Regions from separate parts of the Homo sapiens genome. Here regions 2 and 3 are each linked to region 1. A link is a loop called in an ENCODE intact Hi-C map of the cell type or tissue named here. Cell type or tissue: endothelial cell of umbilical vein. All regions are shown on one strand. Each heading gives the region's core, and the rest is flanking DNA. Links, peaks and the distances in the headings are about the cores only.

What was found. A loop is a pair of places that touch in the nucleus more often than their neighbours do. Peaks named below come from ENCODE experiments on the same cell type or tissue, not always from the same donor. Only the 100,000 strongest peaks of a DNase experiment are listed, where the experiment ranks them.
Region 2: it touches region 1 in a loop (3-fold over the local background); 35 of 110 quality-filtered maps call a loop at or near these places.
Region 3: a loop joins it to region 1, with 4 times the contacts of the local background. A loop is called at or near these places in 39 of 110 quality-filtered maps.

The regions. Positions count from the first base shown.
Region 1 is chr14:73,821,776-73,832,107 of GRCh38, reverse strand. LINC02274 (long intergenic non-protein coding RNA 2274) reads left to right here and starts at 1,973. Exons shown (of 2, transcript NR_135238.1): 1 at 1,973-2,212; 2 at 8,616-9,549. In endothelial cell of umbilical vein, for the core only: CTCF peaks have their summits at 4,759 and 6,346; a DNase peak (open chromatin) is centred at 6,377.
Region 2 is chr14:73,735,748-73,746,079 of GRCh38, reverse strand. MIDEAS (mitotic deacetylase associated SANT domain protein) reads left to right here. Exons shown (of 13, transcript NM_001367710.1): 2 at 5,825-7,520; 3 at 8,783-9,082. The coding sequence starts at 6,072. LOC124903345 (a long non-coding RNA gene) reads right to left here and starts at 8,814. Exons shown (of 3, transcript XR_007064264.1): 1 at 8,748-8,814; 2 at 2,072-2,186. RefSeq lists a silencer at 2,180-2,474, cis regulatory regions at 3,686, 3,676-3,697 and enhancers at 3,602-3,771, 4,765-5,278, 5,279-5,794, 6,309-6,824. In endothelial cell of umbilical vein, for the core only: no CTCF peak of the experiment used is centred there; DNase peaks (open chromatin) are centred at 2,299 and 4,359; H3K27ac peaks cover 4,112 bases.
Region 3 is chr14:73,747,258-73,757,589 of GRCh38, reverse strand. The region is part of intron 1 of MIDEAS (mitotic deacetylase associated SANT domain protein); the gene reads left to right. It overlaps LOC124903345 (a long non-coding RNA gene), which reads right to left. Exons shown (of 3, transcript XR_007064264.1): 3 at 10,145-10,332. Among named protein-coding and RNA genes, the nearest start is that of MIR4505, 6.3 kb to the left of the region's middle. RefSeq lists enhancers at 1,011-1,090, 2,494-2,573, 2,604-2,673, 2,974-3,223, 10,100-10,332 and a silencer at 930-1,224. In endothelial cell of umbilical vein, for the core only: a CTCF peak has its summit at 5,012 (motif pointing left); DNase peaks (open chromatin) are centred at 4,019 and 4,779; H3K27ac peaks cover 4,265 bases.

The DNA.
Region 1 (10,332 bases), core at 3,604-8,603:
GTGGATTCCCACTGTGCACATTCTTCTGTATCATGCTTCTTTCCCTCAATGTTATGTTTGTGGGATTCAAACAACTAACTCACTGGTTGTCACCGTAGCTCACTCATTTTCATTGCTGTATTGTATGAATCCACTACGATGCATCTCTTTCATTCTTTTTCTACTTTTTTTGAGACGTAGTCTCTCTCTGTCACCCAGGCTGGAGTGCAGTGGCACGATCTTGGCTCACTGCAACCTCCGCCTCCCGAGTTCAAGCAATTCTCTGCCTCAGCCTCCCAAGTAGCTGGGATTACAGGCACCTGCCACCATGCCCAGCTCATTTTTTTTTTTTGTATTTTTAGTAGAGACAGGGTTTCACCCTCTGGGCCAGGCTGGTCTTGAACTCATGACCTCGTGGTCCACCCACCTCAGCCTCCCAAAGTGCTGGGATTGGTGGCAGGCGCCTGTAGTCCCAGCTACTGCGGGGGCTGAGGCAGGAGAATCACTTGAACCCGGGAGGCGGAGGTTGCAGTGAGCTGAGATTGCGCCACTGCACTCCAGCCTGGTGACAGAGCGAGACTCCGTCTCAAAAAAAAAAAAAAAAAAAAAATAGATAGGATTGTTTCTGTTTTGAGCCTATTATGAACAATGCTGCCAAGAACATTCTTGCACCTAAATCCTGATACCCTTGTGCAAGAGCTTTTGTAAGGTGATGGCATCAGGGGGCTTCCCTTTAATCAGGGCTTAGTGCATTCACGCTTTTCCCCTGTCTCCTCTTCCAAAACCACCTCTCAGGAAAGGATTAGAAGTTCACTCATGTTAAGGTATAAATGGCTGAGAAGGATTAACATGTAGTCTCTCCCATATAACTGTGAGGTGGGGACAAAGGAATTAATTTCTAATTGTAGAATTTTAGTATCATGCCGGGCGCGGTGGCTCACGCCTATAATCTCGGCACTTTGGGAGGCCGAAGCGGGCGGATCACAAGGTCAGGAGATTGAGACCATCCTGGCTAACACAGTGAAACTCCGTCTCTACTAAAAATACAAAAAAATTAGCTTAGTGTGGTGGCGGGTGCCTGTAGTCCCAGCTACTTGGGAGGCTGAGGCAGGAGAATGGCGTGATCCCAGGAGGCGGAGCTTGCGGTGAGCCGAGATTGGCCACTGCACTCCAGCCTGGGCGACAGAGCAAGACTCCGTCTTAAAAAAAAAAAAAGAAAAAAAAAGAATTTTAGTATCAAGAGATTGGTGGAGAGAAATCCATTAAGTTAGCCCTAAAAAAAGCATCACATGGTTGTAATACCATGAACCAAGAAAATGAAAAAGAAAAAATCCATATAGACAACAACAACAAACCAGCCAAGGTGCTATACTCTACTTGAAAGGTCAAAACCCACATACAAGAAACGAAGTCCCGCTGGGCACAGTGGCTCATGCCTGTAATCCCAGCACTTTGGGAGGCTGAGGTGGGTATATCATCTGAGGTCAGGAGTTCGAGACCAGCCTGACCAACATGGTGATACCCCATCTCTACTAAATATACAAAATTAGCTGGGCGGGTGGTGCGTGCCTGTAATCCCAGCTACTTGAGAGGCTGAGGCAGGAGAATCGCTTGAACCTGGGAGGCAGAGGTTACAGTGAGCCAAGATCACACCATTGCACTCCAGCCTGGGCAATAAGAGCTAAACTTCGTCTCAAAAAAAAAAAAAAAAAAAAAAGAAGAAGGAGAAGAAATGAGGTCCTGTCTCCGAGGATCAGTTGGTAGTTAATGGCTAAGCTAACTGGTGATAGAGTGGTCAAAAGTAAGTCCTCAAGGCCAGATACCTGCACTTGAACCTCAGCTCCATCAGCTAGATGAGTCACGTTCTCCCAGCCGCAGTTCCTCTTCTGAGAAATCGACATAATGAGAGTACTGACCTCATCAGGCTGTTGTGAAAATAAAATAATGACTGAATCACATTTCACACAGCGCTTTCCGTTTAGTAAGTGCTCAAATAGTATTGGGCATCCTTCTTATTTGTGTTATTTGATGCTGAGTGTGAGCACTTTCTCTGTGTCAGGGTAAGCCAATGATCTGAGTAGGGCTTGATAATGCCATTGGAGAGTCTGACAAGATCAAAGTGTAAATGGGAGAGAAGAGGAAAAGAAGGAAAGAAATGAGAGCCACATATCTACTGGCAAAAGGAAAAGTGCAAAATTTCCAAGGGCAGGCTGCTGAAGGCCTGCCAGAGCGGGTAAGTGGAGAGGCTGGGCCAGAGAGGCAGAGGGGCTGCTCACCTAGATCAGGCCCAAGAAGCGGTTTGAGTGGGTCTCACTGTGTCAGGATAGAGAGGTCAGGTGTAGTCAATACATGAATAGGAAGGTGCAGGGCAAGAAGTAGGTCAGACAACAGCAAAGGTGTGCATGCCCACAGGATTGCTGTAGATCAACTGGAACTGAGGCCTGTGGCTTGTGATGCAGCTGTGGCTAACAGCTCCTATGCATGCTGATGGCTTCACGTCTCAAGCACCAGTGGAGTCTCTCAGCTTTTCTGCTTCAGAATTTTCTCCTCAGCTTGGAAGCTTGCTCAGTCCAACTTGCAGATACAGCCACAGAAGAAAGGGGCGGGAGCTGGGTAGTAGGGGAGTGGGAGAGTGCCAATGGAAGATGAAGGTTGCTGGATAAATGTCCCAACCTCTCACACTTCAGCAGGACAATTTTGGGTGGTTTCTATATGGTTCTTCAAAAGTGTGCAGGGAGATTGAGCCAATTGTCCACAGTGACAACCCAGCTCAGTAATGTATCTTTCATTGGCTTTCCGTCCTTCCTGTATCACTCTCCTCTCTCCCTCCCCGTCTTCCTTGGATATCTTCCCAAGTAAACTATTGTCACCCAAGTTCTTGTCTCAGGGTCTGCTTTAGGAGGCACCAAACCTAAGTTGTTTTATTACTAACACAAATCTGAAGCTGAGATTCCAAAAACTGAAACAAAAACTAACTTAAATAGAATGTAGTCTTGATGTGGGGGCTCACGCCTGTAATCCCAGCACTTTGTGAGGCCAAGGCGGATGGATCACTTGAGTCCAGGAGTTCAAGACCAGCCTGGGCAACATGGCGAAACCTCATCTCTATAAAAAAATAGAAAAATTAGCCAGGTGTGGTGGTGCAGGCCTGTAGTCCCAGCTACTTGGGAGGCTGAGGTGGGAGGATCGCTTGAGCCTAGGAGGGTGAGACTGCAGTAAGCCACCATCATGCCTCTGCACTCCAGCCTGGAAGACAGAGCAAGACACTGTCTCAAAAAAATAATTAATAATAAACTAAAAATAAATATAATAGAATGTTGAAGAAACATGGTCTAAGTGGAAATTAGGAGTGATTTTGCCAATGGAAAATTTCAAGAACTAATAGATCCTGTTCCAGCAGGTGTGACTAGAGAAAGAGGGAAAAAAAAAAAGAATAGAGTCAAAATCATTGTATAAGCTAGATGTGCTCAGATAAACCAAACGTGGGCAGGCATATGAATAGAAGAAAAAACAAACTGCAGGAGTATTAGAAGAAAATGTAAGCAATCCTGGGAAAATAGTCCTCAGAAATTCTCACAAAGGACCATATATGAGGTTGTTCATTACAGGGTTGTTTGTGGTAAGGGGAGTTGAAAGCTCCAGGGGCTCGATGCTGGGGGAAGGGATGAGGGTAGCAGTTAGAATCAAGAAACTGAGGGTACCATGGCTATGTGGAAGGGCTGTAAAACAGTGCTGAGAGAAGACAGTCAGAATAAGGCCTGTGGCACAATATCATTTACCTAAATACATATATATAAAAAAAATTTTATTTATTTATTTATATGCATATATATGCATGTATATGTATATGTATATGCATATATATGCATGTATATGTATATGTATATGTATATGTATATGTATATGTATATGTATATGTATATATTTTTGAGATGGAGTCTCGCTCTCTCGCCCAGGCTGGAGTGCAGTGGCATGATCTTGGCTCACTGCAACCTTCACCTCCTGGATTCAAGTGATTCTCCCGCCTCAGCCTCCCGAGTAGCTGGGACTACAGGCACGCGCCACCACACCCAGCTAAGTTTTGTATTTTTAGTAGAGATGGGGTTTCACCCTGTTGGCCAGGATCATCTCGATCTCTTGACCTCATGATCTGGCCTCCTTTACCTCCCAAAGTGCTGGGATTACAACGGCCACCGTGCCTGGCCCGAGAGCCACCACGCCCGGCCACATATTTTATAAGGAAACATGCAAATGCTATAAAACCTATCAAATGCATTACTGTGTTGTGTATGGTGTATTGGGGGGATGGGAATGGGAAATGGGATAAAAGGGAATAAACAGACAAAGATATGTCTCACACAGACCAATGCTGACCATGAGGAATGTGAGCTGAGGAGCTGAGGAGCAGATTAACTCGACTGAGGTCCAAAATGAAAGAAAAAAAGTACAGGGAGATAGTATTATAACCTCCAAGTACGGAAGGCCTCAAACAAGGTATAAAATGCTAAATACAGCTGGGCGCAGCTGCTCACGCCAGTAATCCCAGCACTTTGGGAGGCTGAGGCGAGAGGATCGCTTGAGCTCAGGAGTTCAAGACCAGCCTGGGCGATTTATTGAGACCTAATCTTCAGTAAAAAAAATTAAAAAATTAGCCAGGTGTCGTGGTGTAAACCTGTAGTCCCACCTATTCGGAGGCTGAGGTGGGAGGATTGCTTGAGCTGGGGAAGTCAAGGCTGCAGTGAGCCATGATTGCACCACTGCACTCCAGCCTGGTGAGGGAGCAAGACCCACTCTCCATTTAAAAAAAGTAAAATAAAATGTATACATGCTAAAGTAAAAATTATAACTACTACATGCATAAAAAGACATCTGGCTGGGTGCAGTGGCTCACGCCTGTAATCCCAGCACTTTAGGAGGCCAAGGCGGGAGGATCACTTGAGCTCAGGAATTTGAGATCAGCCTGGTCAACATGGTGAAACTCTGTCTCTACCAAAAATATAAAAAATTAGCCAGGTGTGTGGCGTGCGCCTGTAATCCCAGCTACTCAGGAGGCTGGGGCAGGAGAATTGCTTGAACCCGGGAGGTGGAGGTTGCAGTGAGCTGAGATCATGCCACTACACTCCAGCCTGGACGACAGAGCGAGACTCCATCTCAAAAAAAAAAGACATCTATTAGGGTGTCAACACAGCATTTTAGTAACAACTAGAAATTGAAAATGAAATGGTTAGTGGTGTTCCATTTCTACCATAAAATACTATGCAGGAGTAACAAGAATGAGGTGGACCTGCATGTACCGAGAAGGGGCACAGAGTGCTAGGAGGCCATTCTCAGGGTCACAGAGGGTTCTGCTTGCCTCACTCTGGTCCTGACCCTGCCAGGGTATATCTATAGAGGAAGAAGCAAGTCAAAGAATAAAAAAAGTGACCAGGCACAGTGGCTCACGCCTATAATCCCAGCACTTTGGGAGCCCAAGACAGGTAGATCACCTGAGGTCAGGGGTTCAAGACCAGCCTGACCAACATGGCAAAACCCTGTCTCTACTAAAAATACAAAACTTAGCTGAGCATGGTGTGCACGCCTGTAATCCCAGCTACCCAGGAAGCTGAGACAGGACAATTGCTCGAACCCGGGGTGGGGAGGGCAGAGGTTGCAGTGAGCTGAGATCACGCTACTGCATTCCAGCCTAGGTGACAGAGCAAGATTCCATCTAAAATAAAATAAAATAAAAATAAAAGAATAACAAAAGTCTGGGCAACATAGGGAGATTTTAAAAATACAAAAATTAGCTGGGCATGGTGGCACATGCCTATGGTTCCAGCTACTCGGGAGGCACAGGCAGGAGAATCACTTGAGCCCAGGAGGTCGAAGCTGCAGTGAGCTGTCATCGTGCCACTGTGCTCCAGCCTGGGTGACAGAGTGAATCTCTCTCTCAAATAAAATAAAATTAAAAAGAATAAAAGTACAATACAATTAGTACAATACAATATAATTAGTACAATACAATATAATTTGTACTATAAAAATGGCAGGGAAATACCTACTATGTATCCACAGTTTTGTGTTTTTTTTAATGGCAGGGAGACACAAAAAGAAATTTATAATTTGATCTGTACATTCTACACATACATCAGTGTCTAGAACGAAGTGTGCAAATTAAAATAACTATATATGTTGAATACGAGTGTAGGGAGTATGAAAGGATTGCTACATGATTAGTTGCTCCATTTTAAGATCTTCCAGAACAGTTTTGAGCAGTGAGGCCAGTTTTTCCAAATGTCTCTGGGTTCTGAAACACTCATCTCTCCAGGGTCCTATCCCTGGAGAAACGCTCAGGCCAGAGCCTGCACTTTCCAGAGCTGCCCATGGGGGGGCAGAAGCACCTATGTTAGCCGGCTGCCCTGGCAAACTGCCCTGTGACCTGGAATTTAGGGCTGGGCCCCGCCTGCTTCATAGCCATTAAGGCTGATTATTAAGTTTTTCTGCAGAGCAGCGATTCAAATATGTGCTCTTGGCTGCATATTTTCAAAATTCTGAACATGCAATTGAGTTAAAAGTAACGACCTAATTTTTTTTTCAAAATAGAATTACCCTACTTTCTTTCTTTATGATTATAAAAGTAAAAATATACTTACTATAAAAACTTTTTTGGAAAAGTATAAAATGAGAAAAACACATTTTTATTACCTGGATAAAACATTTTAATGTATTTCTTTTTGTACACAAACACTTTACTAAAAGATTTATTCATACTATACATATCATTTTATAGCTGCTTCATTTCAACTGGATCAATAACACCTCACTGGTATCTTTTAAGGGCTCAATGGTAAATAAAATTTACATACATGTTATTAACCTAGTTATTTCCATTAAAGCATCCTAACACTCACTGAGATGGGCCAAGGCCAAGACCCATGCCACTGTTTGGGCTTTAGATCTGGTAATGCTATTCTGACCAGAGGGCCTGGCATTTCTGTGAACAAATCAACAGTGAAGGGACCAAGTGCTTCCCTGGATCCACACTTCTGAATGGCTGTGGAGTTTTGACAGCCAAGTGCTTTGTGGTCTTTTGTAGGTTCCCTCACACAGTGGCTTTTTTTTTTTTTTTTTTTTTTTTTTGAGACAGAGTCTCACTCTCTGTTGCCCAGGCTGGAGTGCAGTGGCACGATCTTGGCTCACTGCAACATCCGCCCCCAGGTTCAAGCAAGTCTCGTGCCTCAGCCTCCCTAGTATCTGGGACTACAGGCGCCAGCCACCACACCCAGATAATTTTTGTATTTTTAGTAGAGATGAGGTTTCACCATGTTGGCCAGGCTGGTCTCAAACTCCTGACCTCAAGTGGTCTGCCTGCCTTGGCCTCCCAAAGTGCTGCGACTGCAGGCATGAGCCACCGCGCCCGGCCACACAGTCACGACTCTTTGAATAATGAATGTGATTTCAATTTATTAGATAACAGAAAATAGATGCACATCAGCTTCAAAAATCTCCCTTGGAAAAGTGATCGAGCTGTCTATGTATTGTGTGGAGTGACTGACTAGAAAATGAAGTCTTTGGATTGCCAGATTTTAGCTGCTTCTCCCTTAGGGGAAGTGATTATCTCATTATAGAAATGTATAAATGTAGCTCTTGCTAACTACATTGTTTGGGGAGGTTTGATTCAAAAAAGAATAAAGCAATGGCTTCATATGCAAAGACATGTCAGATTTAAACTGTCTTTCTTTCTGGCCCTGTTCTTCCAGGAGTGCCTAGAAAACTTAACCAGATAAAAAATAGTTTGGGCTGGGCACAGTGACTCACACGTGTAATCCCAGCACTTTGGGAGGCCAAGGCGGGCATATCCCTTGAGCCCAGGAGTTCGAGCAACATGGCAAAACCCTGTCTCTAAAAACAAATACAAAATACAAAAAAATTAGCCAGGCATGGTGGCACGCACCTGTAGTCCCAGCTACTCAGGAGGCTGAGGTCAAGGCTGCACTGAGCTGTGATCATGCCACTGCTTTTCAGTTTGGGCGACAGAGTGAGACACCGTCTCAAAAAAAAAAAAAAAAAAGAAGTCTGATTTTTTTTTTTAAAGTGAATTGTTTCTTGTTTTGGAAGGGATTCAGATAAATAAAAAGTTAAAGATTTGCCAACAAATACGAGAACAAATACACCATTTGGAGGGGATCAACTACCATACATATCCAATGCCCAAGGAAACAAAAACTAATTTTGCCCCCAACTTACAAAGATCAATGAATACAGAATTCAGAGAGAAAGTGTGATATTATTTTCTCAAAGGCATAATGAAAAATTTCCAAACCCAAACATCTTGGCAGACAATGGCTCAACTGAATAATCAAAACCCCAGGAACAATGGGCCACAGATGCAGAAAGGGCCCTGGGTGGTCAGGTTTGTGGTGGGGTGACAGCTTGCCAAGCAGCAAGGGCCCCTCTGAAGAGTTCTGCAGTTGTATTCTTTCTTCCTCAGGATTTAGGTCACAGGAGATGGTCCTGCTTTAAACCACCAACCTTCAAACCACCTCCAAAGCTGTCAATGCCTGGAGGAACTCCAGTCTTTGTCTGTGGTAGGGCAGACAAAGCTGACTGGAAGTTGGAAAGCATATTTTATTACATATGTGTTTGTTTTTTGACAGGATGGAAGGCAAAGGTTGTTGAAGTTATGAATGTCTGTTTCACAGAACTAAATATGAACAGCTTTATTAAGGAGATGGCTCATCCCAGGATAAAGACAGCAACAGATGATATAGAGAAGATTACACCAAACAAATCTGCTGTAAACTGCATTTACCCTTAGGAGATGATAAACTAAAGATGAAGGGAAGGGATAATGAATGAATGTTAAGAGCTAAAAACTATAAAACTCTTAGAAGAAAATATAGCAGTAAATCAACAAAACCTTGGATTAGGCAACAGTTTCTCAGATATCTCATCAAAAGCACAAGCGACAAAATTAAAAAATAGATAAATTGGACTTCATCAAAGTAAAACTTTTGCGTTCCAAAGAATACCATCAAGAAAGTAAAAAGACAACCCACAGAATGGAAGAAAATATTTGCAAATCATATATCTTAAGAGAATTGTAGCCAGAATATAAAAACTCTCACAACTCAACAATAAAAAAACAAATAACTCAATTTTGAAAGTGGACAAAGGGATAGACCTACAAATGTTCAATAAACACATGAAAAGATACTCAGTATCATTAGCCATCAGGGAAATGCCAGTCAAAACCACAATAGATACCATTTTATGCCCACTAGAATGGCTATAAGATAGATAATACTAAATTTTGTCAAAGATTTGGAGAAATCAAACCCTTACACATTGTTGATGAGAATGTAAAATGGTACACAATTTTTGGAAAACAATCTGGCAGTTCTTCAGAGTTAAAACAAAAAGTTACCTTGTGACCTAGCAATCCCATTCGAAGAGAGTTAAAAACATATTTTCCAACAAAAGCTTGTACATGAATGTTTATAGCAACATTATTCATTATGGCCAAAAAGTGGAAACAGCCCAAATAAATGTTCCTCAGCTGATGAGTGGGTAAATAAACGTGGTATGAACTTATGTTTTATTTATTCATTAAACCATAAAAAGCAATGAAGTACTGATACAGGCTACAACACAGATGAACCTTGAAAACATTATGCCAGCCTGGGCAACATGGTGAAACCCCGTCTCTGTCAAAAAAATACAAAAGTTAGCTGGGTGTGGTGGTGTGTGCCTGTAGCCCCAGTTACTCAGGAGGCTGAGGTGGGAGGATCGCTTGAGCCTGGGAGGCAGAGGTTACAGTGAGCTGAGATCACACCACTGCACTCCAGCCTGGGCGACAGAGTGAGACCCTGTCTCAAAAATAAAAAGAAAAAAAAAAAAAGAGAGAGAGAGAAAACAGTAAGCTAGCTGGGTGCAGTGGCTCATCCCCGCAATCCCAGAGCTCTGGAATCCCAGATGGGAAAATCGGTTAAGCACAGGAGTTTGAAGCTTCAGTGAGCTGTGATGGCACCGCTGCACTCCAGCCTGGATGACAGGGACTCTGTCTCAAAAAAAAAGAAAAGAAAAAAGAAAGAAAGAAAGAGAGAGAGAAAGAAAGAAAGAGAAGGAAGGAAGGAAGGAAGGAAGGGCCAGGCGCGGTGGCTCACGCCTGTAATCCCAGCACTTTGGGAGGCCGAGGCGGGCAGATCACGAGTTCAGGAGATCGAGACCATCCTGGCTAACACGGTGAAACCCCCTCTCTACTAAAAATACAAAAAATTAGCTGGGCGTAGTGGCGGGCACCTGTAGTCCCAGCTACTTGGGAGGCTGAGGCAGGAGAATGGTGTGAACCCGGGAGGCAGAGCTTGCAGTGAG
Region 2 (10,332 bases), core at 2,173-7,172, 85 kb after region 1:
GCATTTTTACTGTGTAAGCTCAAACTTCAGGCAGCTTGAACCCTGGCCAAGCTTCTGATCCTGAGCAGCTTGATGGCTGAGACCCCTGGGACTCGTGACTCTCTGGCCTGTTGGCCTGGGCTCTGCTTTTCAGAGCTGAAGTTCAGTCCAGAGAAGTGATGGTCCAGGGACTGTCTGGATTGGGAATGGGCCGACCATAGGGCCTCTTGCCTGCTCTCTCATGCTCCCAGGGAAAATGACACTTGTGGGAGTCAGATCCACGTCTGTTGTATCAGAGCCTCCTTGTTTGCAAACCCCTTGAGAATAGTGCTTATGTGTCCAGTGGCTTGCAGAAATGGGGTACACTGGCCTTTGTGTGAAGTCCCAGTTGGTGGGGGTGCATGTAGCATTGCAGATGGGGTCCAGAGGGAAGGTTTGTCTAGGGCCTGGGCAACTCTAGCTGGCCCAAGATGGCAGTTCCAGGCCATTTACCGAGTCTGGCTATAGCTGGAGACCCCAGAATGTCTGAGAGAGCTTTTCAGGATGTGAGCCCAGATGAGGGGGCCAGCTGGGCCATGCTGTGCTCCTCTGGTGGGGGTGGCAGGGACTTGTTATGGCTCCCTGGCATCCTGGCCAGACCTTAGTGTCTTGAGGTCCAGCCATGTCAGGGCATGAGGTAAACAGACCCACAGGCTTGTGTCCCTGGCCACTGTCTAGGTGGGGGTAGAAGCCTAGAAAAGTGGGGTGGAGGGCAACAGTGGAGCTGGCACTTTTCCAGTTGGCCTGCATGTGTTGTGGGGCAGCAGGTGACAGTCAAGGGCAGGTGGCTTGTGGGCCAGCAGGGAGAAGGACTTGTGTTCCACATAGGTGTAGAGGGCCTGGGGCCAGGGGTAGGGTGGGATCCCGGGCTGGGCCTTTTCACTTCATCCCAGCATCTTGAGGAGCTCTCATGTGCACCAGAGAGCCCAGAAGTCAGGAGCAGGCAGGAGCCCAGGGCAGGAATGCGGGCTGTGTCGCCTCTGCCCAGGTGTGGCTCTGACTCACCTTGGGCGCAGTCTTGAATGAGCATCCTGACAGGCAGATACAAACCAAGTGCCAAGGTACAACGGTCTGCCAACCCTGCCCCGTGGAGCCTGCTGTCTGCTGGGGATGACAAAGCAGGCACCTGGGATTTAGTGTGCCATATACAGTGTGTTATAGGGGCTTGTAGTTCAGCTCCTGTCTCAGCTCTGGGGTCAGGTTTCCCAGTGGAAGCAGTGTCTGCAACCTGAAGGATTAATAGGACCTGGCCTGATGAAAAGAGTGAGAAGGTGTCCTAGGAAGGGGTACAGCCTGGCCAAAGACCTGGAAGCAAAGCGAGAAGAACACGTTGGAGGCCCTGGCTCAAGCACAGACTGTCGAGAGAGGTGGCAGGAGCCAAGGTCTGCAGGGACTTGTGGACAGGGCAGGGAGTTTAGACTTTGTCCTAAGACAGCTCAGAGAACTGACTCGCCTGGAGACTCAGTTTGGGCCTGTCTTGCCCTTGGGTGACAGACCCATGATCTTTGACTCCCCTCTTCCTAGTGCTGAGCTTGTGGGGCCTGCCCAGGCTATAAGAGTGGGAGCTTGGAGCATTAGCCTCCAAGGGCAGGGGGCCCTCGGGTCAGCTGTTATCCCCAGGTCAGAGCTGAGCCCCCGCAGCTGCTGAGATCAACTTGGCATCTCCTCCCTGGTCTGTGTGGCCTTGACTCACAATAGTCTTTTTTCTCAAATGGACACACTGATTGCCCCAAGCAGACTGGTGAGTGGCCCTGGTCCCACAGTGGCCACAGTCTGGCCCCTTGCCCTGTGGTGATGGCTCTCTGGCTTCTCCTGGGGTCAGCCAGCCAGTGTTGGGTGTGCAGCTGGGCTGCCGATGGCATTTGGGGAGCAGTGTGTGTTTGAGCTGACATCCCAGGAGAGCTGGTGTCACCATCAGCATTGAACACCCAAAGGCCTTTCCAGCACCTTCCCCTCATGTGTCTGCAAAACATATATGTGGGGTCAGCACTGTTTTTTATTTTTTTTTCCTGGTGCACACTGCTTTCTTCTATAGAGAGTAAGTGCTACTCACCATAGAACTTCCTGAAAGCCTGCTAGGTCCCAGGCCTTGGTCTTGATTGTTGCCTTGTCTTTGGCCCAGGGGTACCTGTGGGTCTGGTCAAGGATTGGTTGCTGCAGAGAGGAGCCTGGAGGAAGGGAAAAGTGAATAGAGCGTGACAGTCAAACAGACTGACAGGGCGGGTTGCCGTGTCTGGGGCCCCGTGGTGACTGTGGGTTTCCTTTTGCAGTGTTCCTGCATCCGTTGTCAGAGGCCCTGCAGCTGGTCCCAGGGCTGAGCTGCTGGCAGGAGTTCCTCATGACATCCTCTTCCCTGCAATCTCAGGGACTAGGCCCACAGGTCAGCAGCCTTTGGAGGTGTCGTCCTTCCTCTTCCTCACTGTGAGGAAGGGCAGTTTGATTTCCATCTGAGGGACAGGGCAGCGGGGGTGGGGTAGAAGAAATGAGAGGAAGTGGCGCAGTCCTGACCCCGAGTTGCAGGCTGGGAGAAGCCCATGGGGTCTGAGAGCTGGAGGCACCACCAGCAGCAACTGAGCCCGGGGTGGGGTTGCAGGAGCTGGAGAGTCCAGGCCTAGATCGGGGGCTAGAGTGGCCAGTGCAGGAGGAAGTGTTTCAGGCCTCCCTGCAGGTAGACCTCACACATCTGCTGACCCCTCTGTGGTGAGACCTTTTCCTGCTCTCCCTTCCTGGAAGGCCAAGGGTCTCAGCTGTATTTGGGGAGAATGGGAGAGAGTACCTGCCAAAGGTTCAGGCAGGGGTAAGGGGCTTCCCAGTGCCAATGAGAAGGGATATCTGATATCTGTGTCTAGAAAATCCTTGCTTGGAGGTGGTGTAGAGTGTGCTGTGGAAGGGAGGTGTATGAAGAGGGGTCTGGGGTCTTAGTGGCATATCTTGGGGATAAGGAAGAAGAGCTTGATCTTAGAGTCAGACAGATCTGGGTTCCAGTCTTGGCTCTGCAACATAATGACTGTGTGACCGTAGGCAACTTACTTAGCTCCTCTGAGCCTCATCTAGCTAACCTGTAAATAGAGGTTAAAATCGCAACTCCTGCCTTATAAGGCCATGGTGGGAATTTAAAGGATATAAAGCACGTAGGATCTGCCTGGCACGGGTGCACCATCACCATCATCATTACTCCTATGACTACTTAGTGCCCTGCTGCCTAGGTGTGCCTCTTCACCCTTCCTCCCAGGCTGCCAGTATCTTCCACTCTTCTCCCCACCCCCAGCCGATGACCTTTCTTCTCTGAGGGTCCCAGGCCTGACTGTCTGTGCCCCTGGCACCCTTAGCTCTTCGGTGAGGGTGACAGGGAGGCCTCTGCAGCAAGAAGTTTCTGGGGTGATTCAGCCTTCCCCAAACCAGGCCCCCTGATTTCTTCAAAGCAAGTCCCTGTCTGAGCTTCAGAGGCTGCTGTGGTATCCTGAATGATGGCCCTCCTTGATGTGCAGGGTGGGAGTGGGAGGCTTCCCAGCTGAGCTCAGCTCCTCCAGGGCTGACCATACAGCTGTGGGTAAGCCCCTGTAAGACCTGCATCTGGCCTCTGGCCCCTGCCCTGGGCAGAAGCAGGCTTGTCCTGGAGCCGCAGGCCCCGCCTCATCTCCTTCTGAGCAGCCATCCCCATGGAGGGGGCGCACCCCTCCATCAGGTTCACACTGGCACGTGCATCCAGGCCCACCCGCCACGTGGACCTTCCCTTGCTCCAGGCCTCAAGCCCGTGCTGTGGCTCACAAGGAGACAGGGCTGTGATGAAGGGAGGCGTGAGTGTGTGTGAGCGCCCACTGGAGGGGCTCGCAGCCCCCTGGAGGCACGTGGGCTTGCCAGGCTGGCGCACATTCTTCCTTTCTCTGTCTTGCTTCTGCAGACACGCACTTCTAGTTCTGTGGGCTTGATGTTCCCTCGGAGAGGCGGAGCCAGACAGTCCCACCCTGCAGCTTCATGGGGGTGCCCAGGGTGATTTTCAGTGCAGGGTTTAGCTTTTGGGTTCCTGCTCTGAATTAGGTTGGCTGTCAGGGAATGCGGGTTTAAAAGCAAGAGAAAGGTTGTTTCTGCAGCCCGCAGCTCTGCACTTCTTGTCCAAATCCCCCCACTCCCCTCTTGCTGGGGGTGAGGGTGACTTGGATGCCCTCCTAGTCTCTGTGCCTCTCCCTCCCTCCAGCTTCATATATGAAAAGACAAAGGCTGCACACGAGGAGGGTCTCTTACTCTCTTCAAGGCCCAGGAGCTGAGGAAGGAAATGGAGGAGGAAATTACTCCCCTTCTGGGTGCTGGGTGAAAGTGAAAGATAGGGAGGGGGCCCTCAGTGAGTCACGCAGGCGGGCAGGAGGCAGGCAGGCTCCAGGAGCACAGGGGCTGGGGAGCTGCGGAAGCCTGCAGAGGAGCGATAGCCTGGGAGGGGCATTCCTGGTGCTGGGGGTGGGCCGAACTGCAAACTGGGTATAGTCGGGACCCTGTGCCCGCCCAGCCCTGCCCTCCGCTGCTGCTGGCTGGTTTCCTGGGAGCGGCTGGGGTTGCTAACAATGACCTGTAGCATCTAGGGCCTGAGATTTCCTCTTCAGAGCCGCCCGAGCTGTTTTCCCCTCTTCCTAGGGACCAGAATCTTACTGGGGAAAGAGGTGGGCTATGTAGCTCCCACCCCCACCAACTTCCCAGGAAAAAAACAAAACCCAAACATCACTCTGAGGGAAAGAAAAGTCTTGAAAAATACATGCAAGCAGCTATGCTATAAAATACAGGTCTAGATTCTGTTCTGTAGCGACTGCTTTAAAAAATCAAGTTACGAAACAAAAATGGAAAAACTGTGTACTTAAGTCATGACATTATCGTGGAGAAACCTTCTGGAACTGAGTTCTAGCAATCTGCACCCTCTACGATCTGAGTTACACTATTTGCCAGGGGCTCTTCGGCAGTGGAAGGGGCAGGGGTCAGGCAGGGGCGGGGTCAGCTGCTGACCAGCTCTTGGCCTGGATCCTGCCTCCACCCTGCCAGGGTTGCAAAACAGGTTCTGTGCTAGTTTGGGAAAGACTCTGGCAGCCACAGCCCCACCCAGCAGCTCTTCCCAGGGGTGGGGCTAGGACTGCACACACCCTTCTGGGGCCTTACCTGCAGGCCTTGGTGAGCCTGACCCTGGGCCCCTGACTCTACAAGGGTCTGTTGGAGCTCCTGACTCTGGGGCTGCACAGGAGGAGTGGCCACGTCGGGAATGACCCTGTCCTCTCCACTTCCCGAGCCTGAGATGTGCTTGGAGTGTCAGAGGAGGCACTGGCTGGACAAAGATCCTTCTGGGTCTGGTGGGAGGCTCCTGCATAGACAGATGTGTGCCAGGAGGACTAGGCCTGGCTGCCCAGGGGGCTAGGGCCTGGGTAAGAGGAGAGGGGAGCCAGTGTGGCTTTTGCTGCCTCTTTCTCAGCTGGGCTGGAGGGGCTTGGGCTGGATGTCAGCTCCACCTGTGCCTTAGAATGTGCCTATGCAGTGCACAAATAACACAGACAGATGCAGGCAGTCCTGGAGCGGAACCAGGAGGGTGAGGTGGTGGGACAAGAGAGTCACAGTGCCCTGGGAGATGCAGCTGATTCTCCTGCCCTCCTGGCAGCTCCCCAAAAGTCCTGGCTCCTGCCTCACCAATGCTGCTCTGTGACTTGGGGCCTGTCCCTGTGATATGAGGTGGTGGGACCGAAGGCCCTTGGAGCCCCTTTTCTTACACTTGTGCTGATGTTCGGGGCATCCTGGGAGGCTGTGGCTGACACTGTCACTGCTCTTCCCTCTGCAGGTGCCAGAACCCTGTGGAGCATCATGAACTGGGAAGAGTAGCTGAGCCCCAGAGCCTCTCTGGAAGAGAAAGGAAGAGCCAGCAGTTCTTTCTCCCAGTGTCCGACCTCACTGTCCAGCGTCTTCCTCTGCCCCTGCTCTGCCCTCCCTGGCTCCTGGACTAGAGCCCGGCTTCCAGCAGGACGTTTCCCCAGGGGATGGGCGACTGTTGAAGGGGATCTCACCGCCAGGGCTCAGTTGGCCACATCATGAACCTCCAGGCCCAGCCCAAGGCTCAGAACAAGCGGAAGCGTTGCCTCTTCGGGGGCCAGGAACCAGCTCCCAAGGAGCAGCCCCCTCCCCTGCAGCCCCCCCAGCAGTCCATCAGAGTGAAGGAGGAGCAGTACCTCGGGCACGAGGGTCCAGGAGGGGCAGTCTCCACCTCTCAGCCTGTGGAACTGCCCCCTCCTAGCAGCCTGGCCCTGCTGAACTCTGTGGTATATGGGCCTGAGCGGACCTCAGCAGCCATGCTGTCCCAGCAGGTGGCCTCAGTAAAGTGGCCCAACTCTGTGATGGCTCCAGGGCGGGGCCCGGAGCGTGGAGGAGGTGGGGGTGTCAGTGACAGCAGCTGGCAGCAGCAGCCAGGCCAGCCTCCACCCCATTCAACATGGAACTGCCACAGTCTGTCCCTCTACAGTGCAACCAAGGGGAGCCCGCATCCTGGAGTGGGAGTCCCGACTTACTATAACCACCCTGAGGCACTGAAGCGGGAGAAAGCGGGGGGCCCACAGCTGGACCGCTATGTGCGACCAATGATGCCACAGAAGGTGCAGCTGGAGGTAGGGCGGCCCCAGGCACCCCTGAATTCTTTCCACGCAGCCAAGAAACCCCCAAACCAGTCACTGCCCCTGCAACCCTTCCAGCTGGCATTCGGCCACCAGGTGAACCGGCAGGTCTTCCGGCAGGGCCCACCGCCCCCAAACCCGGTGGCTGCCTTCCCTCCACAGAAGCAGCAGCAGCAGCAGCAACCACAGCAGCAGCAGCAGCAGCAGCAGGCAGCCCTACCCCAGATGCCGCTCTTTGAGAACTTCTATTCCATGCCGCAGCAACCCTCGCAGCAACCCCAGGACTTTGGCCTGCAGCCAGCTGGGCCACTGGGACAGTCCCACCTGGCTCACCACAGCATGGCACCCTACCCCTTCCCCCCCAACCCAGATATGAACCCAGAACTGCGCAAGGCCCTTCTGCAGGACTCAGCCCCGCAGCCAGCGCTACCTCAGGTCCAGATCCCCTTCCCCCGCCGCTCCCGCCGCCTCTCTAAGGAGGGTATCCTGCCTCCCAGCGCCCTGGATGGGGCTGGCACCCAGCCTGGGCAGGAGGCCACTGGCAACCTGTTCCTACATCACTGGCCCCTGCAGCAGCCGCCACCTGGCTCCCTGGGGCAGCCCCATCCTGAAGCTCTGGGATTCCCGCTGGAGCTGAGGGAGTCGCAGCTACTGCCTGATGGGGAGAGACTAGCACCCAATGGCCGGGAGCGAGAGGCTCCTGCCATGGGCAGCGAGGAGGGCATGAGGGCAGTGAGCACAGGGGACTGTGGGCAGGTGCTACGGGGCGGAGTGATCCAGAGCACGCGACGGAGGCGCCGGGCATCCCAGGAGGCCAATTTGCTGACCCTGGCCCAGAAGGCTGTGGAGCTGGCCTCACTGCAGAATGCAAAGGTGAGAGTGGCATGCAGTGGAGCCACACCTGGCAGAGGGCATCAGGCTGATAGGTGGGCGGCTGCAGGATTTGCTTCTTGCCTAGGGAAAGCCAGACTTTGCCCTAGCCAGCTGCCTGTGGGAAAACAGTACAAAGACCACCCTTCACCTTGCCACAGGGTTCTTGCTTACTTTCTTTTGCAGAAATATTTTTTGAATAATTAGATACTATTTCAGATACAGATAGATACAGATCACCGGGTTCAAGTGATTCTCCAGCCTCAGCCTCCCCGAGTAGCTGGGATTACAGGCGCCTGCCACCATGCCTGGCTAATTTTTGTATTTTTAGTAGAGACAGGGTTTTACCATGTTGGTCAGGCTGGTCTCGAACTCCTGACCTCGTGATCTGCCTGCCTCAGCCCCCCAAAGTGCTAGGATTACAGGCGTGAGCCACCGTGTCCAGCCAGAAGCACTTTCTATAGAAGAGAACAGTGTGAGGCTAGGCGCAGTGGCTTATGCCTATAATCCCAGCACTTTGGGAGGCCAAGGTGGGTGGATCACTTGAGGTCAGGAGTTGGGAGACCAGCCTGGCCAACACAGCAAAACCCTATCTCTACCAAAAAACACAAAAATTAGCCAGGTGTGGTACTGCACGCCTGTAATCCCAGCTACTGGGGAGGCTGAGGTGGGAGAATCATTAGAACCTGGGAGGCAGAGGTTGCAGTGAACCAAGATTGTGCCACTGCACTACAACCTGGGTGACAGAGTGAGACCCCCTGTCTCCAAAAAAAAAAAAAAAAAAAAAAAGTGGTCGGAGAAAAGGTAGTCAGGGAAAAAGGTCAAGTTGTGAGACCACTGGGAGCCACTGTGGGTGTTTGAGTCCCGTGACTAAATGGGAATGAGGGTCCTAGATCAAATCAGAATTTATCTTTTATTTGTTTATTTATTTATTATTGAGACAGGGTCTCACTCTGTCACCCAGGCTGGAGTGCAGTGGTTCGATCTCGGCTCACCGCAGCCTTAACTTCCTGGGCTCAGGCAATCCTCCCACCTCTGCCTCCCAAGTAGCTGGGACCACAGGAGTTTGCCACCATGCCCAGCTAATTTTGTTTTATTTTCTGTAGAGACGAGGTGTCACTATGTTGCCCAGGCTGGTCTTGAACTTGTGGCGTCAAGTGATCCTTTAATCTTGTCCTCCCAAAGTGCAGGAATTATAGGCGTGAGCCACTGCGCCTGGCTATGACTTACCTTTTAAATTGCACTTCTGTTCCCATCTTGTCCAGGATGGCAGTGGTTCTGAAGAGAAGCGGAAAAGTGTATTGGCCTCAACTACCAAGTGTGGGGTGGAGTTTTCTGAGCCTTCCTTAGCCACCAAGCGAGCACGAGAAGACAGTGGGATGGTACCCCTCATCATCCCAGTGTCTGTGCCTGTGCGAACTGTGGACCCAACTGAGGCAGCCCAGGCTGGAGGTCTTGATGAGGACGGGAAGGGTCCTGAACAGAACCCTGCTGAGCACAAGCCATCAGTCATCGTCACCCGCAGGCGGTCCACCCGAATCCCCGGGACAGATGCTCAAGCTCAGGTATGAGAGGCGCCCCTTCTAAACACCTCCAGCGCGTGAGTGCTCAGGGGGCCCAGGACCCTATGGGGAAAGGAGAACATGGCAATGTAGGAAGGTATCAGGGAACCTGTGGAGATACTATTTTTATTTTCCAAACCAAACTTCTGGACAGACGTCCAGAAGGGGCATTTGGAGATGTCCCCCTCCTAATGGGGGATGAGACAGTTTTATACTTGAAATTGAAACTGCCTAGAATTGAATTCTAGGTTGTGTACATCTCTTTTTCCAGATCAGCAAATTCTGATTTGGCCCGTGCTGGGTGCTGGGAATGAGAGGTGTTTGCTTGTACTGTCACTACTGAGATCTTGACATCTTTTTTTTTTTTTCTGAGGCAGAGTCTTGCTCTGTCACCCAGGCTGGAGTGTAGTGGCGCAATCTCGGCTCACTGCAACCTCCGCCTCCTGGGTTCACACCATTCTCCTGCCTCAGCCTCCCGAGTAGCTGGGACTATAGGCGCCCACCACCGCGCCCAGCTAATTTTTTGTATTTTTAGTAGAGATGGGGTTTCACCATGTTAGCCAGGATGGTCTCGATCTCCTGACCTCGTGATCCGCCCACCTCAGCCTCCTAGAGTTTTGGGATTACAGGTGTGAGCCACCGCGCCTGGCCGACATCTCCTTCTAAGATTGAGGTTTTGCCTACTTTTTCTTTAGGTTCTGTCATCATTTGTTTTATACATTTTGATGCAATGTTATTAGGTGCTCATTTAGAACTAGGTTAGATACTTTATGAAGTTTCTTTTTATCTTAAATATTCTTTTTGCCTTTTATTCTCATTTTATTCTTATTTATTTTATTTTATTTTTTTGAGATAGAGTTTCGCTCTTGTCCTCCAGGCTGGAGTGCAATGGCGAGATCTCAGCTCACTGCAACCTCCTGGGTTCAAGAGATTCTCCTGCCTCAGCCTCCTTAGTAGCTGGGATTACAGGCATGCATCACGAAGCCTGGCTAATTTTCGTATTTTTAGTAGAGGCGGGGTTTCACCATGTTGGCCAGGTTAGTCTTGAACTCCTGACCTCAAGTGACCTGCCCGCCTTGGCCTCCCAAAGTGTTAGGATTGCAGAGGTGGGCCACCGCACCCGGCCAATTCTTACTTTACATGAGTAAAGTTATGAGATACAAGTGTGATTTTGTAACACGCATAGATGGTGTAGTGGTGAAGTCAGGGCTATCAGGGTATCCATATCTATTCCCCAAATAATGCACATTGTA
Region 3 (10,332 bases), core at 2,955-7,954, 74 kb after region 1:
CTGGGGGTTTCCAGCTTATCCTTCTAATCCTGTTTCAAATGCCACTTCTGAAGGCTGTAGCCATCTTCTGAACACTCATTTCCACCTTATGTAGTTATTTGTGTACATACTGCAGTGTGGTGGTCAAAAACAAAGACTCTGAGTTAGAGTTCCTATACAGTATCTCCTTCATAGAGTTGCTGTGAGGATTCTGTGAGTTAGTATACGTAAAATGCTTAAAGCACATTTCAGTATTTGGTAGCCTCTGCTTGAATGGGTCCCACAATGCTGCTTGGCATCTAGTAAGTGTTTAGTGTTTTTTTTTTTTTTTGGTTGTTAGAGATAGGGTCTTTCTCTGTCGCCCAGGCTGGAGTGCAGTAGTGCGATCTCAGGTCGCTGCAATCTCAGCCTCCTGGGCTCAAGCAATCTTCCCACCTCAGCCTCCCAAGTAGCTGGGACTACGGGTACACATCACCACACCTGGCTAATTTTTCTATTTTTGTAGATATGGGGTTTTGCCATGTTGCCCAGGCTGGTCTTGAACTCTTGGGCTCAAGAAATCCACCCACTTTGGCCTCCCAAAGTGCTGGGATTACAGTCTTGAACTACCTCACCTGGTCTTAGTGCATGTTAGTTGAACAAATTAGTGAAAGATCTCCATCAAAAAAAATGTGTACTTGTCATGTGTTGGGCCCAGTGAGTCCCTGCTCCTGGAACCTCCTCAGATTGCATCACTGGTTTCAAAAATGTCAGTCCACCGTGGGTGATTCTGGGGCTGGTGAACCCAGTTTCCTGGCACTGCCCTGTAGCTGGCCTTGTGGAGTGCATGTGTCGGTCATCCTGACCCTAAGGGGACCTCAGGGTGAAAGAGTTGTGGAGCCATCTCCCTAGGGATCTGCTAGCCTGGGCACTTCCTTTGGTCAGCCCAGATTGGCACCCTTCCTGTGTGTGTGCAGGCGTGCATGCATCAGTACAGAAGCAGCCTGGGGCTCCATTCTTCCCTGACTCACTGCAGGTGGCAGGAAGCAGAGCCAGTGGCCGCATTCTGTTGGAGGAATTGCTTCTTTCTGCACATGAGAACTCTTGACTCTGGGACTGAAAAATTGCATGCTGGGCCGGGGCTAGGGTGGAGTAGGCTGAAATCCCCAATTCTTACTAAGGGACCTGCATTTGCATTCGAAGCAACATTCAGGATACTGTGAGACTATGAGCTCATTTTATGAATCAGAAGCATTACAGCATAACTTTAATGTTGGAAACTGCAATTTGGAATCCAGATCACCCTCCCTCCACCTCAGCGCGCACGCGCGCGCGCACACACACACACACACACACACACACACTGACATGGGCTCTCGCAGTCACACACTTGGGAGCAATAATAGTTGGAGCATCAGTTCAGATTCTGGAGGCCTCCAGCAAAATTCATCCACACCGACTTCTGCTTCCACACTCAGAACGCCGTTCCTGGATGGTGTGTGGACAGTCACTTGGGCAGTGACTGAAGGAAGTCTGATGGGTGCGTGGGAATGAGGCCTGGGCAGACCTGAGTTCATACCCCAGCATCTCCTCTTGCTGTGTGGCTTTGGGCATTGCTTAACTTCTTGGGCCTCAGTTGCCTCACCTGTAAAATGTGGATGATACTAGTACTTCATAGGCTGTGAAGATTAGACAGGATTATGCATGCAGAGTGAATGACACATACTAGGTATTCAACAGATGGCAACTCTCATTTCACCAGTTCCCACTGGATCCAGTGTGTTTGCCTTTGACTCCTATCAAGGAAGAGAAAATGAAGGGTGTCCTGTTTATAGTAGGAAAGCAATCTACCAGGCCACTGAAGCTTGTATAAATGAAGTTTATTGTGCCCTGGGAACAACAGCTTGATCCACTCCACCCTAGACATGTGGCCCAGACCCAGTGTCTGTGTGCCTTTGAGAGGGACTGTGGCCCTGCAGCCGAGGGTTGAGGGCCCAGCTTCCCAGAGATCAGATTGTGCTCTCAGGAACCTACCCGCCCAGGCCCCAGGCTGAGCTGCTCACGTGGGTGGGCAGGAGGAAGGCTGCTTTCTCAGCCAAGGAAAAAAAGTCCCCTGTTTGCTTCACCTGAAGCCTCGCAGTGTGACCTCGCAGGAGGTTTGGGTAGAGCCAAGGGTGGGAGTTTTTCCTTAAAGACTGCTTTGGCTCTTTTACCCATTAAAATTATGTGCAACGGTGAAGGAAACACCAAGAATTATATAAGAAGAAAGTTGCCACTGTCAGAGGAGAGCCGGAGTTGTGCTGGGGTGGGGCTGGGGGTCTCCCTGAGGGCTGCAGTTGCTGGCTGTCATTCTCGGCTGGTGGGGAAGAGCTGGTGGGGAAGAGCCGGGGCTTGGGGCTGAGGCTTCCCTGGCAGCCGCCCTTGCTGTTGCTCTTCCTGGAACACAGCCTCGTGCTGTGGCCAGCCAGGGAAGGTGCTCCCTGTTCCCTCTGCCTTTCTCCCAGCCGCAGGGAGCTTTCGTGGTGAGAGCATTTTTTCCAGGCAGTGCTTCTTCCTTCAGGAGTCCTGGGAAGGAAGGAGAGTGGGGAAAGCACAGGGCAAGGTTTATCCCAGTTAAAGCTTGGATGGAGAGAGTGAGCTACAGTAGGCTTGTAGCTGGCCAGAAGGGGCTTCTCTCTAAAGCCGCTCAGCTTCTCTGGGGAATTGGAATCCAGACAAGAAGGAAAATGGTGAGAGATTTTGATTCCCTGCTTTTCCCAGTAGTTGGGCAGACAGAGGACCCTATCCAACTTACCGTTGCCAGAACTTGCCATTTCTTTAGTAGGTAAGGCCCCCATAGCTCAGAAATGGGCTTAAGTGATAACTTGCAACCCCGAGACGGCATGTGAGCTGGCAGTTCCTGGCACAGATCCTCCTCCCCTCCTGGCCTTCCTCTGTCTGAGGCCCCAGCTGGTCTTGGGTCATAGTCCTAATTCCAGAGCTGGGAAACCATTTGGGACATCTAGTCCGAATCCTTCATTTTCAAATGGGGAAGCCGAGAGGTGGTGAGATGCTTGAGGTTGTAAAGACTGTCTCCACTTTCACTTTGGGAGGGTGGAAAGGGACTGCTCCTGTGTCCTGCGCCTGGTGGCTGCTTCTCCCAGTTTGGAAGCTGGGAGGGCAGCTTGAGCGCAGGAAGAATCCAAAGGAATACTGTCTTGGCTCCTGGGTGTGGCTCAGTCCTCAGCTGGCTCCATAGTTATTTATTTGTTTGCATGTGCGTGAGTGAGTCCTGTGGTTGGGAGGCTGGATCTGAGTGAAAGCAGAAGTACCCACACTGTGTCAGCTGTGCAGCACACAACGGGGGACAGTTGGGAGGGGAAAAACGGGGCAGAGGCCCATCTGCATGGTGGCTGCTAGTTGTGCTTTCTGTCCCTGTTGCAGTGCTTGCACACTTGAGTGTAAACAGCCCTTCTGTGTTGCTAGCAGCTGCCTTTCCTTACTGGCTTTGGGCAGAAGAGGCGCCAAAAATAACCAGGCGGGCACTTCCACTTGTGGGACATTTACTGTGGTGGCCTCTGGGCAGGCTTGCTTGCTTTCTGTAGGCCCTGTGTCTCTGCCACACTGGAGTCCCTTCTACTTCCTGCAGCCCTTCCTCAGCCTCCCTCTGGCCATCGCACCTTCCCCTTTATTGCTCTTCTTAGAGTGAATCCAGGAGGTGGCGGCTCATCCTTTGGGCCTGGAAGCTCTGCCGGTATTATCTGGGAAATACCCTCATCCCCCTGTATCCCTGTAGGCAGGCCCTGCTGGCATAGCTGAGTTTAAAGGAGGCCTGTGCTGGGTGCCCTCTGGACTTTCTGGCCAGACCTCTCTCTCCTGGGTCTGTAGGCCGGAAGCTCTGCGTGCCTGCAGAGCCCCACACTGTTGCTAGGACTTTGAGTCTCCCTGTCCCGCCCTTGCCTGGCCAGCCTTGCTCTCAGCCAGCTGTGGAACTGGAAGAGTTGGACTATTCATTTCCTCCAAGGTGTTAAAGACTGATAACGATGTCTGAGCCACCCCTACCCAGCAAGGGAGACAGGAAACACATTTATTGAGTGCGTACCCTGTGCCAGGCGGCGCTTCATCTATGTATTACCTCATTGAATCCCACAATAACTGAGATGAAACTGTTGTGCCCATTCACCAATAGGGAACCCCAGGCTCACAGAGGCTGGTGATTGGAGAAGCCAGCACACATTGCCCCTGACTACTTTTACCCTGCAGCTCCCACACTTCCTCCGGCTATTTTCATGTGCACAAGGAACAATGCTTTGATCCTTGGTATGAAGTGCTGATAGTAGGAATTCAGGCACCATTAGACTGGCTGGTAGGGGAGATATCTTGGGCTGGGAAGGGTGGGGAAGACCTCCCTGCTGCCTCCCTCTCCAGATGCTTCACAGGGCAGCCAGGAGCCCAGCCTTGAGCCCTGAGGCCCTTCTGTGGAGGACTCAGCTGTGGGCCTGGGGACTGCTCGGCCAGGCACATGCACAGGAAGAGGGGAAAGGCTTGGTTTCAGCTTAGTGTGGGCTTCCTGGGGACCTCCCAAGTGTGTCCTCCCCCTTAAAGGTATCCCAGCCTCTGAGGTACTGAGAACAGCTCTGGGGAATCAAAGGCTGGGGCTAGGTGGAATCTTTGGTCTCCCTTCTTGGCTGCTGGGTCTGACCTGGGGCCCATCATTCCAGCTGGCTTGGCCCAGGTCCCAGAGAGTCTGGTTGGTGTGTACTTGGGGCTTGGGCTGGATGCTCTGCTGTGCCCGCATGCTGTGCCAAAGGCCTCTGGGTGTATTTCAGGAACAATAAAGAATAAATCAACATAGGAGAAAAGGCCCTGCAGCAGCTGCTCAGAGACTGGAGAAATGCAAAGAATGTGTGAGCCTTTGGCAAAAGTCTTGCATCTTGACCAGGGCCTGAGGAAGGGCGTGAGGCTGATGTGATGGCTCTGGAGTCAAATGGGCGTCTGTCTGTGCCCAGTTTGCAGCCCTTCTAGGAGGCCCCAGGCAGCCACACTGAGACTCCCCTCCCTCTGCTGGTGGCAAATTTTTTTGCTTCCTGGTCGCTAGCATGTACTAGGGAGCCATATTGCCCCCGTTCTTTACTCTCACACTACACTGCCAGACACCGACCCATCCAACCCCCAAGCACCAGGTGGGTCTTGGCCCTTTCCAGCCCTGACCAGTCAGGAGAGCCTGGGTTGATGAAGACTTGGTAGGCTTGACACACATGCTACACCCCCTGCTTTACCTCCCCCAGACGAATGTCAAGGACCTGGCAATGCCAGGTCTAGGGGTGCTAAGTGTGAGAACATCTACCTGGGAGGCCGTCACTATAGCTCTGCTCAGGTAGTCAGCCATGTGTCCTTAGGCAGGTCATTTTACCTTTGAGGTCTTGGTTCTATGAGCCATGAAATTGAGGTTTGGACAAATGATCTTTGGAGTGAGTGGGCACCTCTGTCTCCTCTACTCGGGATGTGCGATGAATATATTTTATTTAGGAAGTTAAGTTATTGGGAGAAGCAACACTCTGAGAGCACCATGTGGAGATATGGGTGGCTGTGGCTGGGGGCTAATGCTCAGTGTCCTGAGTGGGGGAACCCAAGCAGAGACCTGATTTGACCCAGAGCTCAGGGTGCCAGGAGAAGGGACAGGAGCCTAGACTCCATGGGGACTTGAGTTATCTGACAAGCAGGGGAGAGCCAAGACTTTATTTATTTTTTTGAGACAGAGTTTTGCTCTTGTCGCCCAGGCTGGAGTGCAGTGGTACGATCTTGGCTCACTGCAACCTCTGCCTCCTGGGTTCAAGCGATTCTTCTGCCTCAGCCTCCCGAGTAGCTGGGATTACAGGTGTGCGCCACGATGCCTGGATAATTTTGTATTTTTAGTAGAGACAGAGTTTCTCCATGTTGGTCAGGCTGGTCTCATAAACTCCTGACCTCAGGTGGTCCAGCTGCTTTGGCCTCCCAAAGTGTTGGGATTACAAACGGGAGCCGCTGCATCCGGCCTGGCTTTATTTTTAAAGAGCTGTTGGCTAACCTCAGTTGTGGGGTTGGAGGGTGTGGAAGGGGTGTGACTTCCTCTTAGGCAAAGATGCCGAGCCCTCCACAGGTTGGCCCACTGGAGGTAATCACCTGTAGCCTCTTCACCTTCAAAGCCACTCACCTGCCCGGCCTCTCCCACCCACTTTACCCGACCAGCCACATCTCAGAACATCATGGTGGTTTTCAGGGGCTGAAGCTGCTCTCCAGGGAGCAGACGTGAGCAACCCAGAGGCTGCTGCTGTCTATCCCAGGCAGCCTGGTGTGACCTCCAAGTCTGAAACTCTTGGGGGAGGAAGTTTGCAGAACAGGCAGGCCTAGGTGCCAGTCCTGGCTTTGCCTCTATACTGCTGTGACCTTAGGCAAGTGATTTGACCTAAGGTCTTCTCAGATTTCTTGTTTAGAAAGGAGGAGTAATAATACCTACCTTGATGGCCTGGTGTGGTGGCTCACGCCTGTAATCTCAGCACTTTGGGAGGTTGAGTTGGGAGGATCCCTTGAGGCAAGGAGTTCAAGACCAGCCTGAGCAACAAAGTGAGACTCCATCTCTACAAAAATAATAATGATAATATCTACCTTTCTGTGAGATGATTACACAGGATAATGTGTGTAGTGTGCTTAGCACCATGCCTGGCACATAGTAGCACCTTCAATGGAAATTTTGGAGGTATTGATGAAGCCTTGTTTGTGTGATGTTGGGATAAACCTTGGCTCCATGCTTTGCCCAGTGTCTTGCCAAGTGGTGGGGCCTGCCTAAATGGAGGCATGAAGCATTGTTATTGGAGTCCTTGATTTTGCTCCTGGCTGTGTGTCCTCGGACGAGTTTATTTCCTTCTCTGGACTGCTCTGTGGAACGAGGAATTGGAGTAGGTAAACATTGACATCCCTTGATATTTGGAATCTGTTCAGCTTTCCCAGCTGGGCCCTGCTTTGCCAGTTGGCTCTGAAGAGAGGCCCAAGCCACCTTTCTCCATGTGGCATGGAGGCTTTTATTCCAGAGTGAGATGGTGCTGAGCCTGCAGCCTCCAGCTCACCTCTGCAGTCCCCCATACCTCAACACCCTTTGGGCTCTCTTGGCTTCCAGGGGCTTTTACAGATACCCCCAGTCTGGAGGGGAAACTGTTTCTGGCTGACTGGGGCTAGGATAATTTCTTAAGAGGAGTGTTAATAGACCATGCTGTGCTTGGAAATGCCCCCAGGGAAGAGCAGCAGCTCCGGAGCTGGCTTTGTGAAGTTCTCAAGTGTAGCATTCCTTCTGAGGCCCACCGGTGTAGATTTCAGATTTTTCTGGGAGGGTGGTGGAAAGAGCAAGGACTTGGAAGACACAAGATAAAGATTTGAATCTTGCTTCTGGCTCTGTAACAGCAGAGCCTCAACTTCCCTCTGGAGAATGAGGACATAAGACTCCTCCATAGGAGGTTTATAAGCATGGATTCGAATTTGTAGAGGACCCAGCCCAGCGAAGTACTCGTTAGCTCCCTTCTTTTGGGAAGGATCTGTCTTTTGGATATTTTGTAGATTGGCCATGGAAGTGGAAATATTTGCCTGTGGCCATTTTTCCTAGGGAAAAGCAGGGCTGCCTGACAAGCTGTTGCAATCCCAAAGGCCTCTCCATCCCCTAGTTGTTTTGATGTCGGGATCAAGCTTGGGGTCAGGTTCAATGTGTGTCTGGGAGAGGGGATACCCAGGCCTTTGCAAGTCTGAGCTCTGCGGCTGCCTAGGACTGTGACACCGAAGGTGTGGAGAACATGGGCTGAGGAGGGAGGGGCCTTTCTGAGCTGAGAGAACTTGGCAAGTTACTTTTAACCTTCGTTTCCTGTAAGTTTCCCAAATTTCCTTCGGTTATTGATTTCCAATTTCAACCCGTTTTGATTGGAGAACATACTTTGAGTGATTTCAGTCCCTTTAAATTTGTTGAGACTTGTCTTATGGCCTAATGATGATCTATTGTAGAGAGTGTTCCTTGTGCTATAAATATACATATATATATTTTATATATATATTATATTATATAATATATAAAAAAGTATGTATTTTTTATTTTTTCTGAGACTGGATCTTGGTCTTTCATGCACGCTGGATTGCAGAGGCATGAACACGGCTTACTGCAGCCTCAACCTCCTGGGCCCGAGCAATCCTCCTGCCTCAGCTTCCTGAGTAGCTGGGACTATAGTGGCCACCACACGCAGCTAATTTTTTTTTTTTTTTTTTTTGTAGAGACACGGTCTCGTTTTGTTGCCCAGGCTGGTCTTGAGCTCCTGGGCTCAAGTGATCCTCCTGGCCTTGGCCTCCCAAAATTTTGGGATTACAGGCACCACTGTGCCGGGCCTGCTCTTTTTTAAAAAGAAACAAAAAAACAGTTCACCTACAGCTGCAGTATCTGTGTGCTCTTGAGAAGAGTGTGTATTTGTGTGTATTTTGCTGTTGTTAGGTGGAGTGTTCTATATAGGTCTTCCAGGTCTAATTGGTTTATAGTGTCTAAATCTTCTATTTCCTTGTCGATCTTCTATTTAGTCGTACTGTTCGTTGTTGAAAGTAGAGTGTTTTCTCTCTCTCATGTGTATGTATAAAATAACATGAAAAAAAGTAGAGTATTGAAGTTTCCTACTGTTATTTGAGTTGTTCATTTTTTCCTTTCAATTCTGACAGTTTTTGCTTCATGTATTTTGGGGCTCTGTTGTTAGGTACATGCATGTCTATAACTGGTATAGCCTCCTGAGGGACGGACACTTTGTTCATTATAAAATATTCTTTGTCTATAATAACAGTTTTTGTCTTAAAGTCTATTTTGTCTGATTTTTTTTTTTTTTTTTTTGAGACGGAGTCTAGCTCTGTTGCCCAGGCTGGAGTGCAGTGGCGCGATCTTGGCTCACTGCAGCCTCCACCTCTCAGGTTCAAATAGTTCTCCTGTCTCAGCCTCCTGAGTAGCTGCGATTACAGGTGCCTGCCACCACATATTTTGTCTGATATTAGTATAGCCATTCTAGCTGTCTTTTGGTGACTGTTTACAATGGTATCTCTTTTTCCATCCCTTGCTTTCTTTTTTCTTTTTTGGTACAGAGTCTCACTGTGTTGCCCAGGCTGGAGTGCAGTGGCGCAATCTGGGCTCACTGCAACCTCCACCTCTTGGGTTCAAGCAATTCTCCTACCTCAGCCTCCCGAGTAGCTGGGACTGCAGGCGTGTGTCACCATGCCCTGCTAATTACTTTCAACCTATTTATATCTCTGAATGTAAAGGGTGTTTCTTTTTTTAATGAAATTGCATCTTTTTTAAAGAAGTCTGTTCTGCCATATAATTGCATATTTTTTTAAAAGTCCATTCTGCCAACCTCTGCCTTTTAGATATTTAATCCATTCACATTTAAAGTAATTATGGATAAGGTAGGATTTATGCTGCCATTTTGTGATTTGATTTCTGTATGTCTTATGTCTTTTTTATTCTTTTGTTCTTCTATTACTGTCTTCCTTTATGTTAAATAGATATTTTTGAGTATACCATTCCTGGTCTGTAAATAACGAGACACAGAACAGTAAGGGTTAAACAAAATGCTGCCTGCAATGGACTTAGCACAGTGCCTGGCAAATAGTAAGTGCTCAGTAAACATGGGCACTCAATTGGGTCCCAGGCGTGGTAAGAGCCACAGTTAACCCTAGGACTGGCTGAGAGCAGAGTCCCCTCAGGGCTCTGTGCGACCCCTCATGTCTCCTGGGCAGGCCATAGCACTCTGACAGGTAGTGCCTTTGGGGAATGGGGAGTGGTGGGTCCTGGGAAACTTCACTATGCCAGGCTGTGGCCCTTTAGCCCTTCCCCTGCTCCAGTGCATGGGCACCACCTGGCTGCTTGTGAAGCATCCTAGATTCCCCATCGTGCTCTTCCCACCCCCGACCCCCACCCCACCAGACCCATGAACTAGTCTCTCAGGGTGGGTTTTATTGCACACACTGAGGTTTAAGAACCACTGCTTGACATCCACACAGACGGGTATTGACACAGTGACAGAGAGAGACCTGGTTTGGGGTCAGGAGGCTTAGATTTGAATCTTGACTCCTCAGTCATGAGTTCTGTGAACTGGGACAAGTTACTTTCAGAGCCAGCCTTTCTCGTTTCTCAGTTGGAAATAAGTGGTTATGCAGATAAGCAGTACTCTCGCATATTCGGCATGCAGCTAGTCCTGGTGGCACTTGCTTTTTACAAAGGTGTTTCTTTGGTCCCTGGATACAGGTCTCTTCCCACCCCAGGCTCTTAAGCTCCTCAAAGGCAGGAACCAGTGAGTGGCGGCTCCTGGACCAGACATCTGGTTGGTTACCTGACAAACAGTCCACTGC